Regions from separate parts of the Homo sapiens genome. Here all the other regions are linked to region 2. Evidence: chromatin contacts called from ENCODE Hi-C data. All regions are on one chromosome and are shown on one strand. Each heading gives the region's core, a stretch centred on a gene start or an enhancer-like site at or near the end of the contact. The rest is flanking DNA. Distances are from core to core; before and after follow the strand shown.

Region 1 (4,089 bases), core at 728-3,227, 390 kb after region 2:
GAATCCCAGGCAGTCCCAGAGAGTTCCGACACTCACTTGACCAGGCTGGGAGTCTCCCCAAACCCCCATGGTTGAGGCTTGGGAAGAGGCATCTTGGCAGTAGGTCTTATTCTCTGCCTACTGCATCTTGCCTTGGCCTATCCCAGGCTCTCTTCTTCCCACGCTGGTCCATTCAGCATTTGGAAACATTGGGGAAAAAGCTATTATTTATATAATACCAGCAAATGTTTTCTTTTGTTTTATAAAGGGAAGGAATATTTAATTAGTCCTTCTGTGGGCCTCATTACTAACAGTAAGTTACCTCAGTAGAGTGTAGAACTGTGGATAGAGTAAACTGAACAATATTCCTAAATATTGCATAAACTGATCATTTCTGACGAACCAACTTGGGCTTAGGAGGGTGGGAAGGTACGTCCACACCTGGGATGGAGGAGAAAATGAATGAGGACGGAGACTCAAGGGAAGGTAACCCTGGAGGGGAGTTGATGAGGACCTTTCTTAACTTTGACATTTTCTTCAGGGGAAGTCATGGCCTGGAGGTTCCTTTCCCAAGTCTGTGAATCTCAGACTTTGAGCTGTGGAGAAATTGCTAAACGTCGTAACTCATTCATTATCATATTCTTAGCTGGATCTGCATAGTAACTCATAAAGCTGTCTCCTAGCAGCTTACACGTAAGACACATAACTCACAGGATAGCTTCATGTACTTCATGGTTTCTGTGGAGTCTTAATGGAGTCTGCTTGATTCTTGAGCAAATCTGACTTTAACAACAAACCCAAGTCAGTCAATATCATTATCATCATCACACCACCATCAGCAGCAGCAATAATAACAAATACCTAACATTCCTAAAATAAAGGGCAGTTTACAAATACCTTTATATGTGTTAGCCCTTGTGCTGTTCTCACTCTGCTTCCTAGCTAGGTGGAATGTTATCAGGACACCTGGTCACCACCTGGTGTGAGTCAACCAAAACTGTGATGTTGAACTAACTATAAACTTAAATGAGATCTTTTTCTGAGGTTCCCTTTCTTGAACTTGCCTTGCACATTATGGATAGAAGGGGAAGTCTGTAGTTTAGCATAAAAACAGCAAGAATGGAAATACAGAAGAGAAGAAAAGAATTTTACATGTGTATGTTGAGCCCCTGAGTTTCTCTAGAGACAAGAGTGATTCAGAGTCAAAAAAGGACACACATACTTCACCAAGATCTAAAATAATCCCTGGGACAGTTCTTGGAGGGTGAGGTACTCTGTAATGTTTAGCATTTAAATGTAAGGAAAGAACACCATTGTCTCCTTACGTATTGATAGCAACGCAGTGCCAGCCAGCATAATGCGTCTGTCTTCATGAATTCACCGTAGTGACTTGGGGAAATGTGGCTGCTAGGTACTCTAGGCTCTAGTATGCATCAAGGCAATTATGTCCTGAAAACTGTCATAAGACTACACAAATTGAAAGACAAAACATAATAAGAAAGATGAACTAACCTGAAGTAACTAAATATCTGTGAATAACAGAAGCCTCAGGATGGTTGTCCTGAGTTTCTGCTGCAAAGTACTTGTCTGCAATATTTTAAAGACTTAATAGAATTTTATTTTAAAGCCATGACATTAGCACAGTTAAGCCAATCAATGTTTTTAAATAGCCTTTTAAAGGTGCCTTTTTAATTGTGCTCTGTGGGAGGGAAAGGCACATGAAGACTGAAAAACATCTAAAAATGGCTTAGTCAGATCTTTCAAAAATATTTGCAAAAGCACATTTTTGCCTTGGTTCGATTGCTGTAGAAGTGGGGTTAACGTATAAGATCTAAAGGGCTTATTCCCTGTGAAAAAACAAAGATTTAACCCTTGTGTAGGTTCATTCAGTTCAGCATCATAGCAAAATATTTGACATCTGCACTGGTTTCCTTTTGGGGCTCCAAGGAGTTGTGGTTTCTGTTAGAGATGGAATGACTATGCAGAAACTTCCCTTCCCTCCTTGGGGCCCAGGAGACACAGAGAACACTCATGTTGTTCCTTCTAGCAGTCCTTTAACAGTCTGAATGTTTGCCAGTGACCACTTTGGATTTATAGTTAGAATGTGTCCAAACATCTGGATAAATAGCAAAAAGTGCTATTAACTTTTTAACTTGCTTGCTGGCACAATGCCCATGTTATTTGCACAATTAGAGCGCATCTCCCTTTCTTCATAACTTACTTTTGTATGATGCTTTATTGTTTAAAAAATGCTTTCATATATATTTTCCTGTTGGGAGCCCCACAATAGTCATGTATGACAAGAAAGTTATTATTAGTTTCTGTTTTATAGATGTAGAAACTGAAGCTTGGAAATATGGAGAGGTTTACCTAAGGTCGGTTCAACCAATTCAACCAATATTTCATGAGTACTGTAGAATGCTTTATATATCCAAGGGGGCTTTCAAAAATCATTATTTTATAGTCCCTGCTAACAAAGTGGTGAGACACATATTTACCAAATCTTCTCACTTCCTTTCCAGTACTATGTCCATGAAATTATGGGTCTTTCGCATGACCTGTGGAATTATATGAAGAATTTACTTCTTTAAAAATTTTCAACCCAAGTATTTGTTGGTTTGGAGTTGCAGCATAAAGAGAGCAGAATGTACAGATAATTAGAGGGGGAATGAATTAACCAACAGAGAAGAGTATTTGGTCTTGCTTTTTGCTTTAATTATTTTTGATTATTTTCTTAAAGAGGAGTCATTTGGGGAGTTTTTTTTGTTTTGTTTTTTGTTTTTTGTTTTTTACCAAGCATTTCATTGCAGTGTTTAATCACAGTACTGTGTACTGCTGTATTGATCTGATATGCTCAGTTCTGGCCAGGGGCCATCAGTGTACACATGCAATGGAACAAACTGACCAAGGTAGAAAGACAGATTGGAGATGAGGGCAAGTGCCTGGAAACTGGGCTGCCATGGGCATCTGTGGCCAGGCTGGGATCACACTAGCAGATTTCAATGCCTTTTTACATGGCCTTATACTAGGCTGGTCCTATTAGCACATGACATGCTTAATGGTTTGTTGTTTTTCTTAATTTCCTGGAGAGAAGATCCTTTTGAAAACTCCAAATTTTTCTAAGTTTAGCTAAGAGGTTCCTCTTAGCTAATGTTCCCCCCCACCCCCCCCCCTTACTTCTCAGTTAGTTTTGATTAAGGGTCCTTAAGGAGAAGTTCAGAGGAACCAGAAAATGGGAGTGGCTGTCAGGCATGACATGTCAGGCTTGGTATAGTATTGAAACCAAGGAAAGAGTCTGTGCTAGGGCAGAAGAGTGGGGTGCAGTCTCCCAGAGCTGAAATAGCACCTTAACTCTGCTGCGTGATCCTTAGACATTTAATCTTTCTGGGACTCCGTTTCCTTAAAGTAAAATTGAGGTAATGTGCATATTTTAATTGGCTATTAATGAAATAACATTATGTGAAGGGTTAAGCAGAGTCCATGACATACAGCAGGTACTCAATAATAAGAGCAGCTACTACTACTATTACTGTCACTGTCACTACCACTAGTGTAATTGGGGTCAAGAGAGCAAGAAACCAGATTAGCTCTGCTCCTCTCCCTTTTCCACCCTCTTGCATCCTGTTATTATGAGTAGAAAGGGAAAGCCCTTGAGGCAAAAAATCACAGTTAGAACCCATGCCTCAAGTATTTTAGCTGAAGATGTAGGAACTGATTCCCAGGAACTACAAGGACTTTACTAATGGTATTTTCAGATTGTTCTACTCTGCAGTCTACATTGGGCACTAGAATTTTAGACTCCAGATACGTTCTCAGTTGTAATTCAACTGTTCAGTTGCTGTGGTGAAATACCTTAGTTTTCTGAACTTCCTTTTGTCTTGTGCTAAATGAAAATGAAATATGTCTAAATCAAATCAAATTGGTAGAAACGTTTGAATGGTACAGGCCAAAGCATCCATGCATGATTCTCATGTGTTACCTCTGTTCCCTTGTCCCCACTGTCAACACAGGTTGCATATTCCTTTTCATTTGTTCTTTTTGTAATAAATGTTTTGGTATACTAAAGACACAACAGGGAAGTTCATGCTTTTATTTATTCATTTATTTAAA
Region 2 (4,069 bases), core at 955-3,454:
CTCCTAGCATTTTCTCAATTAAGTTGCCTACTCCCAATAATATGCCTTAGTTCAGAATCCCAGCATTTCTCCCTGGAATAATAGTCTCCTAGTCTCTCTGCCTTTAGACACTGTGAAAATTGCAGCTACCATTCTTTGAAAGGTTATGTAACAGGCATTGCACTAAACACTTGATCATTTAACTCTATTTTTTTCAATTCTCACAGCAACACTGCAAAACAGGATTACTGTTCCCGTTTTTACAAATGACGGTGACTGAAACTCTCAGAGGTTAAGTGATTTGCCCAAGATCATAGAGCTGTAACGGTGTAGTGGAAATTGAAATCCAGGTCTATGTTCCCAGCCATTATACTGCCAAAATGCTCAACTGTCTTCAATTTGCTCCCAGTGTGACCTTTATCAAAGGTAAATCTAATCATGTATTGCCCCACGTAAAATCCTGTAAACAAGATTCACCTCTCCAGTCTTCGTCCCCTGTCATTCTCACCCTCTCCTACTACACTTGAGTCTCAGCAGTTCCCTAATTTGTCTCTCACTTCTTTACCTGTGAACATACTGTTTGTATGCCAAGAACAATTTCCCCCTTTGGCAAACTATTAGTAATGCAAACATCCAAAATTTACTCAGACAATCTTTACTTTGGAACATCTTTGCACTAACAAACACAAACCCAAAACTGGGTTAAATGACCAGGTGGTATAGTTCCCAGTTAAGTTTCTTATAACGCTGTATTATAATTTTACCTACTAAGCTATTCCTTCCTTAAGAGTAAATACCGTATTTTTAAATTTCTGTATTGCTGGTACAGTGTGTATTTTGTAAAGACTCATGTATGTTGAATTAATTCATCAGAAGCAAGTATAGCTTAGGAACTTGGCCATGAAGTCAATTTGATGTGCTTTCAAATTCTAACCTGTCACACAGCATATCTGCTAAGACTCCAGCAGACTTAATTTATTCATCTGTAAAATGGGAGAAAACCGCACATACCTCATAGCTTGGGAAGAAACAAAGGATTTAGCACACTTTGGCACACTTAAAAGTACACTTTAAACATTAGCTACTTATTTTTTTCACTCTCGGTTTATCCATTTATCCACGGTGACAAAGCCACACGTCAGAAAGTAGCTTCTCCTAATAGCCTTCATCAGAGATTGAGGAGATCGAGACCATCCTGGCTAACACGGTGAAACCCTGTCTCTACTAAAAATACAAAAAAAAAAAAAAAGATTTCTCCAAAAACATCGAAAGTCAAGATCTCTTACAAACATCCCTCATCGGTTAGACTCTTGTCTTTTAGCTTCTGGTTACACAGAGCTCAGTAGCTATACCACCACACCTTAAACCACTAGCTAGTGTTTGCAGTTTATGGCTTCTTACCATTCATCGGTTTCCTCCCTCAAAGTCAATACATCTTGATCCTAAGCAAGTGGAACTTACCCCACAGAAACCAGTCAGCACCTTTTTCCAGGGCACCACCAGTTTCCCCCACAGCAGGCTTTCGCGAATGAGAGAGATTCCTATGATCTATCATCTAGTACAAATTTATATCTCCTCGGAGAAAAATAGAACCTCTGCTACCCATTCCAAGACCTCAGCACCAAAAGTATTAATTCAAGATAAAAAATGAATTCCTGGCACTAAAAGCTCAGGAAAAAGGAATCCTTTAAACCCTTCTCCAACGAGAGTTCTTCAAGCCTGTTACCCTCACATAGTGACCAAAATCCACCATCCCATCCCGCCCCCTTCCTGACAGAATCCAGGGTCTAGTCCACTCTCTCGAAAGAGAGGTGGGTCCCTACTTTCAGGGACCGGGATGCCTTCCGCCCACCCGTGTCACTTCCCTTCCCACCTCGCCTGTGCCCTCCTGCAGCACAGGCCCGGCCTGGTCCCTCGACGCTAACTCCTTCCACATACCGCTACTCACCGCTTCTTTGGGATGGTGCCCGACTCCTGCGCGGCGGGAGTGGCCGTGGGCGCTGCCGTGGCCGCCGACGCGGCTCTCCGCGCTTTGCACTCATTGGTACTCAGAGCCTCCCGGGGCCGGCCCAGCAGATGGCCAGAGAGAACCCGCAGCCTCCGCCCGGCGCGGTCCGGGTCCGGGTCCCGGTCCCGGTCCGCTGCAGACCCGTAGCTCGCGCCCGCGCCCAAGCCAGTCCCACCCGCTGCAGCCGCCGCCTCCGCCATGGCTACCGCCTTGTGCTGCCGCCCGGAACCGCTGGGCGCGGGTGAAAGGTCACTCAGAGCGGCGCCCGGCGCGACCATTCGCTGCGGCGCATCCCGGCAGCCACCGCGGCGACTTGGCGGCGGGTGCCATGCGTCTGGAGCTTCACATTCTCTGCCCCCCACCCACCGCGCCGGCGCTCCCTTGTCACGCCTCGGGAAGCGCGCACCTGCCAAGCAGGTGAGTTCGAGCTGACTCCCGGTTGGCCCAGCCCGGTCCAGCTGGACCGAGAGCCAAACCACGTCCGCCCTCGAGGTGTCCTAGAACCCTGGGTGGTGTCCTCGGGTGTGGCCTGGGGGCTTTCGAGGGCAGATGCCTTGGAGCAGGAGAAATGGGCAGTGCTACTGGACCTGATGGATCCAGCGGCATCCTTTTCCTGAAAGAGATTCTAATGTTCCACCTGTGCTCTTCCTCCCTGCGGGGTCACCAAAGTAACTCAAAGCTGACCATCATTGCCTCTAACCATTAGAGCAAATAGCTCTATCATTTTCTTATTTCTCACCACCTATTTCGTGCCTGGCACTGTGTTTAATGCTAGATCACAAGTAAGTACAGAAACTGAGTTGCAACTTAAGTTCTCATTTCATTCATTACTGGATCCTAACCCCTTCCTAACTTTAATAGAGATAAAGTTTCTTATTGCTACAGACAAAAATTACCCAAGAGCTGTGAAGACATCTCAGTTATTTACAGATTGAATTCATTTCTGGAAGATAGCACGTGAAAAGTGCTCCTCACCTGTTTCAGCCGGTGTCTTGCATAAGAATTAGCTTAGACAAAAACTCACATACACTGGCCATTGTCATTCTCCATCCTGTCACCACTTTCACATCATGCTTTCCTAACAAGAAAAATATTGGCAGAGGAATCTGAAGAACACCACATCCATGGGACTAGAGACTAACAATTGCTCTCTTGGGTGTTGCCAGCTTCTAAAATTGAGATTATGCCTTTAGAGTGAACTTCCAAAGAGGCCCAGACTGGTTAAAAACTCTCAATTAAGGGCTAAGCAAATTGCTGTTGGAGGGCCAGCTCTAGTCTGTGGCCTGTTTTTACACAGCCCTCATGCTAATGGTTTTTGTATTTGAGAAGGGTTGTTAAAAGAAAACAAGAAATTTTTTAAAAGAATATGCAACAGAGACCTTATGTGGTCCCAGAAGCCCCAAAATATGTATTACCTGGCCTTTACAGGAGGTCCGAATGTCTTCTGAAATTTATATACGAAGAGATACCAAACCATTGAAAACAGTCCAAATGTCTAGCAACAGAGAAATGGTTAGTCAATATGTTAAAATACTTTTGCAGCTATTAAAATAATTTAGTACAGTTGTAGAAACAAGAAAGAATTAGGAATTTGTTAAATATAAAAAATGGCCATAACCTAGGCATCTTATACGTATCTATTTAATCAATCTTTGCAGTAACACAATGACACAGTTTTATTATCCTTATTTTATAGATGAAGGCTCAAGGAGAGTAAGAAGCTTTTCTTAAATAGCTATATTTTATCTCAAATATCATATACTTCATGTTATTGTCCTTATTCCACCATTAGAGTTTGGGGCCATTAACATTTTACGTTAAAATTACTTACGTAGGCTTGGGGTTTTTGTTTTTTATTTTATAGATTCTAAAATTGAACTTTCTAAAATAAATTTTCACTTTAATTATAAACTATACTCCTGGTTCTTAAGGATTGAGTTCTGGGAAGAATTTCAGAGATTGCCACCACAGCTATCACGACCTCATTCATGAGGTGCAAGAACATGAAACACATATAGCACTTTCCTAGGTATTTATGACTGAAAAAAGAGAATCTTTAGTTGATCTTGTAAAATTAAATAT
Region 3 (3,943 bases), core at 1,070-3,569, 460 kb after region 2:
CATAGTGAACAGCCACAGCATCTCAGTGACATGTAACAGTAGACGGGTTTTCTTCTGTATCTGCAAGGACGGGTTTTCTTCTATATCTTATCGCCTAAGCTCCCTCTTGAGTCTCAGTGCTGGTTCACCTAGTTTGGGCTTATGTGGAGTGACTGCTTTGTTCCACACGTCTGTCCTCCTTTCCCTGTGACCACCGGTAACACAGGCGTGTCCTCTTCATGGTAATGGCAGAAATAGGAGAGAACAAGCAGAAAGCGGGACCTCAAGGCCTGGGCCTGGAGCTGGAACATCTGTCCGATCCATCTCATTCTATTGGCCCAAGCAAGTCATGTGTCCAAGCCCAGATGGAAAACAGATTTGCCTCTGTAGTGAAAGCAACTGCAAAGTCATAGGGCAAAGGGCGTGGCTATAGGTAGGGGTACAGGATGGGGGCCTGTTATGCAATCAACCATAGTGAACAAGTTTCTCTTTGCATTATTAACAGTATATGCACAACAAAACCCAAATGTGAATTTGACTTAACAGGAAAAAAAATGTATCCTTCATTCTTGTCCCTAAAATAATACTAATTTTAGTTGGATCAACTGTGTGATTCTCAATGAAGATATGTTAAGTCAGATTAATCATGTAAATAATTAGCAGAAGAATAAAAGAAAAAGTCATTGTTTTTAAAAACTCTGAATAAATTGATATATTTAAGCCACTTTGTTTCTCAATAGTATATCAAATCCAATTCTTAAAAACAAACCTGTGGGGGCTGGGTGTGGTGGCTCACACCTGGAATCCCAGCACTTTGGCAGGTGGATCACTTGAGGTCAGGAGTTCGAGACCAGCCTGGCCAACATGGCAAAACCCTGTCTCTACTAAAAATACAAAAATTAGCCAGGCATGGTAGTGCACGTCTGTAGTCCCAGTTACTCAGGAGGCTGAAGCAGGAGAATTGCTTGAACCCGGGAGGCAGAGGTTGCAGTGAGCCGAGATCACGTCACTATACTCCAACCTGGGCAACAGAGCGAGAATCTGTCTCCAAAAACCCAAAAGCAAACAAACCCATGGATCAGATCTTACCTACCATGGATTTTCATTGGTAAATAAACTCTTGGTATTCTGTATCTGCAAGGAGTCATCTGATATGCATGTCTGTTTGTTAAACTAGATTTTACTACAGCTTTTTGGGGTTGGTTTAAAGACTGTATTAGCACTGCATTCCTAATTAACTGCTGACACAAATACTAAGGGGGCAAGAGTGTTGCCCACAGCTTGCCTGCAGTTACCAGGTGTAATTATGCACATAGTAGAGATTCAAATCAAGAATAAATCAGTTTCTGGAAACATGCTGTAAGCACTCAGTGTATCGCCCTGCCATTTCCCCCGTTAGCGTTTTTGAGGCATGCACCCAATAGAAGAAATAGCAGGTAGCTACTGTTTAGCTGAATTTAACCTCTGAAGATAAGCATTTCTCCATGTTGTTGGCCAAACATAGAATTTTCTTTTTGCTTTTCACATGTAATGGGAATACAATGATTTCTTCTCATTGCCAAATCTTAGCTGAAGGAAACCTCAGATAATTTTGAAAACTCTCTTATTTTACCAGTTAACAGACATGGCCTAAAACAGTGATATAACTGTTTAAAGTCATCCAATTGGTTAGGGAGGGCTAACCAGAGAAGCTAGGTTTTTCTCACCACACTACACTTTTCATTTGGGAAACGGGGAGTGTTCATGGTTTGATGAATCAAGTACAGTGTAGGGAGCAGACTGTTATGGTCTGTAGACATAAGTGGGATTCAATTTTCTTGTTTGTTGAATGAGAATTATGCTTGTTATGTTATTAGAATGTTTGGGTCAGGAGCAAGTTCTTTTCAAAATAAATAATTTTATTTTGGAGAAATAAAGCAATCTGGGGAAAATTGCCACTGGCCAGTCCTTTTAAATCAATTCACAGGGTCAGTAGACTCTAGTACCGAGGTTGGATATGCTAAGGATAGAGCGAGAGAAAGAGCTCAGTGACTTTTTCAACAACTAGAGTTACTTGCTTAATTATACTTTTTTTTTTTTTAAAAAAGACCTTCGAGGTACAGTATGAGCAGGGAGTAGGGTGAGGACTTCCCTCAGCACCCATCACCAAGTACTCTCAGGGCACCAGCAGGCCCCCATGAAATAGGTGCTGCCAGAAGCCCATGCCTAAAATTTGCTTGGGATTCATCTCTTCCCTTTCTTTTTTATGATGCTGAACCAGAGGATAAAAAGATAAAGAATTGCACAGCCTGGCACGTGAATGCTTCCCCACTGCGTGCTGCTGTTGTGGGGAGGAAGTAGCAGCCGCCAACCGCTGTTTTATTAATAATGAGGCATTCACATAAATTCCATGCAAAATTGATTTTTGACTGTTATATAAGAATCAAATACTAGGCTTTAAAAAGTAATTGAGAAATCTATTTGTAATTTACTTTGCCTATAAGAACCCGCTGTCCTGCCATAAACAATTTTACAGTATTTTCCCCCCTGTTAAACAGCTATTTTTTACACATCTGTTTGGCCCTTTTGCACGACATGCAGTCAGGAGGTGTAACGAATACAGGTTTGAAACAACATGTGGCCACCATTTCTTTCAGTTTCATCTTCAAGGGGATCTCTTGAAAGTTGTGATATCATTTTCATCACAGTACAAGTGAAGTATGTTAATGGCTAGTTATCTGACACTGGGTGTTGACTGATGAGTCATAAATATGCCTTCTGGTGGTAGGAAAGCATGATGACAAAGCTAAGTAATGAAAAAAAAAAGAAAAAAAAACCCAAACCAACGAACCAAAACAGTCTGTTTCTCACTTGTCTTTAAATGCCTTAAGGGCTATGGTCAAATGGAAAGTTCTGTTACAAAGAGTTTCTCTGGGAACCTATTCAATATTCAGCAGTCCTGTACATATTCAACTGTACCAAAAGTATTTAAAGTGTAATTGATTTATTTCTAATTTTTCTTAAGATGGAAATTAGATGGACAAGAAAAGTTTTAAAAGACATAGGTAATGTTACATATTTTGGCTTAACTTCTATTTTCTAAGGATTATTTCTCAGAAGAGAACATGCTTCTGTTCTTATTCTAGGACTTTTTTTTTTTCCAAAAGAAATCCCTTAAAAAGAAAAACAAATCCCTAGTATATTTAAAAAATCCATTCCCCACCATGATCAAATTAGAACATTTCCATCACCCTAGAAGTTCCCTTGTGCTCCTACAGTCAATATATTCCCCCAGCTCTTGGCCCCAGCCAACCAACTACTGATCTGCTTTTTGTTGCTATGGTTTTGCCTTTCCTAGAATTTCATACAGACAGAATCATAGTATGTAGCCCTTTGTGTTTACCTTTTTTCACTTAGCATAATATTTTTGAGATTCACCTATGTTGTCGAGAGTACTAATATTTTGTTGCTTTTATAGTAATACTCCATTGGATATACCACAATTTGTTTATCCATTCACTGGTTAATAGATACTTGGGTTGCTTTCAGTTTTGACGATTATGAATAATGCTGCTATAAACATTGATGTAAAAGTTTTGCGTGGACACATTTTTATCTCTCTTGGGTAAATATCTAGGATAAAGATTGCTGGGTCACATGGCTTGTATATGTTTAACTATATAAGAAATAGTACCATTTTATACTGTCACACAGTCAATGTATGAGAGTTCAAGTTGTCCTACCTCTTCACCCATCCTTGATATTCTCAAGTGCGTAGTAAGTAGCTCATTATGGTTCTAATTGACATTTCCCTCATAATTTGTGATGTAGATCATCTTTTCATGTGCTTATTGGAATTTGTATAACTTCTTTTGTAAAGAGTCTCTTCAAATCTTTTCCCCATTTTATTGGGCTCTTGCCTTCTTAAGTTGTAAATATCTTTTATATATTCTGGATACAAGCCTTTTTGTCAGATATGTTTTTC

What was found. A loop is a pair of places that touch in the nucleus more often than their neighbours do. Pooled maps may share reads with other maps.
Region 1: a map with no recorded cell type shows a loop between it and region 2 (2.8-fold over the local background). The contact joins the enhancer-like site here to the promoter of AGPS in region 2. A Hi-C loop is called at or near these places in 2 of 37 single-sample maps with no recorded cell type and 2 of 50 pooled maps.
Region 3: a loop to region 2 is called in a pooled map, with 14 times the contacts of the local background. The contact joins the enhancer-like site here to the promoter of AGPS in region 2. A Hi-C loop is called at or near these places in 3 of 37 single-sample maps with no recorded cell type and 7 of 50 pooled maps.

Annotation. Positions count from the first base shown.
Region 1 is chr2:176,997,424-177,001,512 of GRCh38, reverse strand. No RefSeq gene overlaps it. Among named protein-coding and RNA genes, the nearest start is that of MIR4444-1, 210 kb to the left of the region's middle. Within about 2 kb of position 1,977, at least 2 of the 41 ENCODE cell types and tissues checked have a DNase peak (open chromatin) inside an H3K27ac peak, as active enhancers do.
Region 2 is chr2:177,390,908-177,394,976 of GRCh38, reverse strand. AGPS (alkylglycerone phosphate synthase) reads right to left here and starts at 2,204. Exons shown (of 20, transcript NM_003659.4): 1 at 1,928-2,204. The coding sequence starts at 2,187. LOC100130691 (Putative uncharacterized protein FLJ44553) reads left to right here and starts at 2,286. Exons shown (of 9, transcript NR_026966.1): 1 at 2,286-2,404. RefSeq lists silencers at 482-776, 1,985-2,204.
Region 3 is chr2:176,930,772-176,934,714 of GRCh38, reverse strand. No RefSeq gene overlaps it. Among named protein-coding and RNA genes, the nearest start is that of MIR4444-1, 280 kb to the left of the region's middle. RefSeq lists an enhancer at 2,516-2,815. Within about 2 kb of position 2,319, at least 4 of the 41 ENCODE cell types and tissues checked have a DNase peak (open chromatin) inside an H3K27ac peak, as active enhancers do.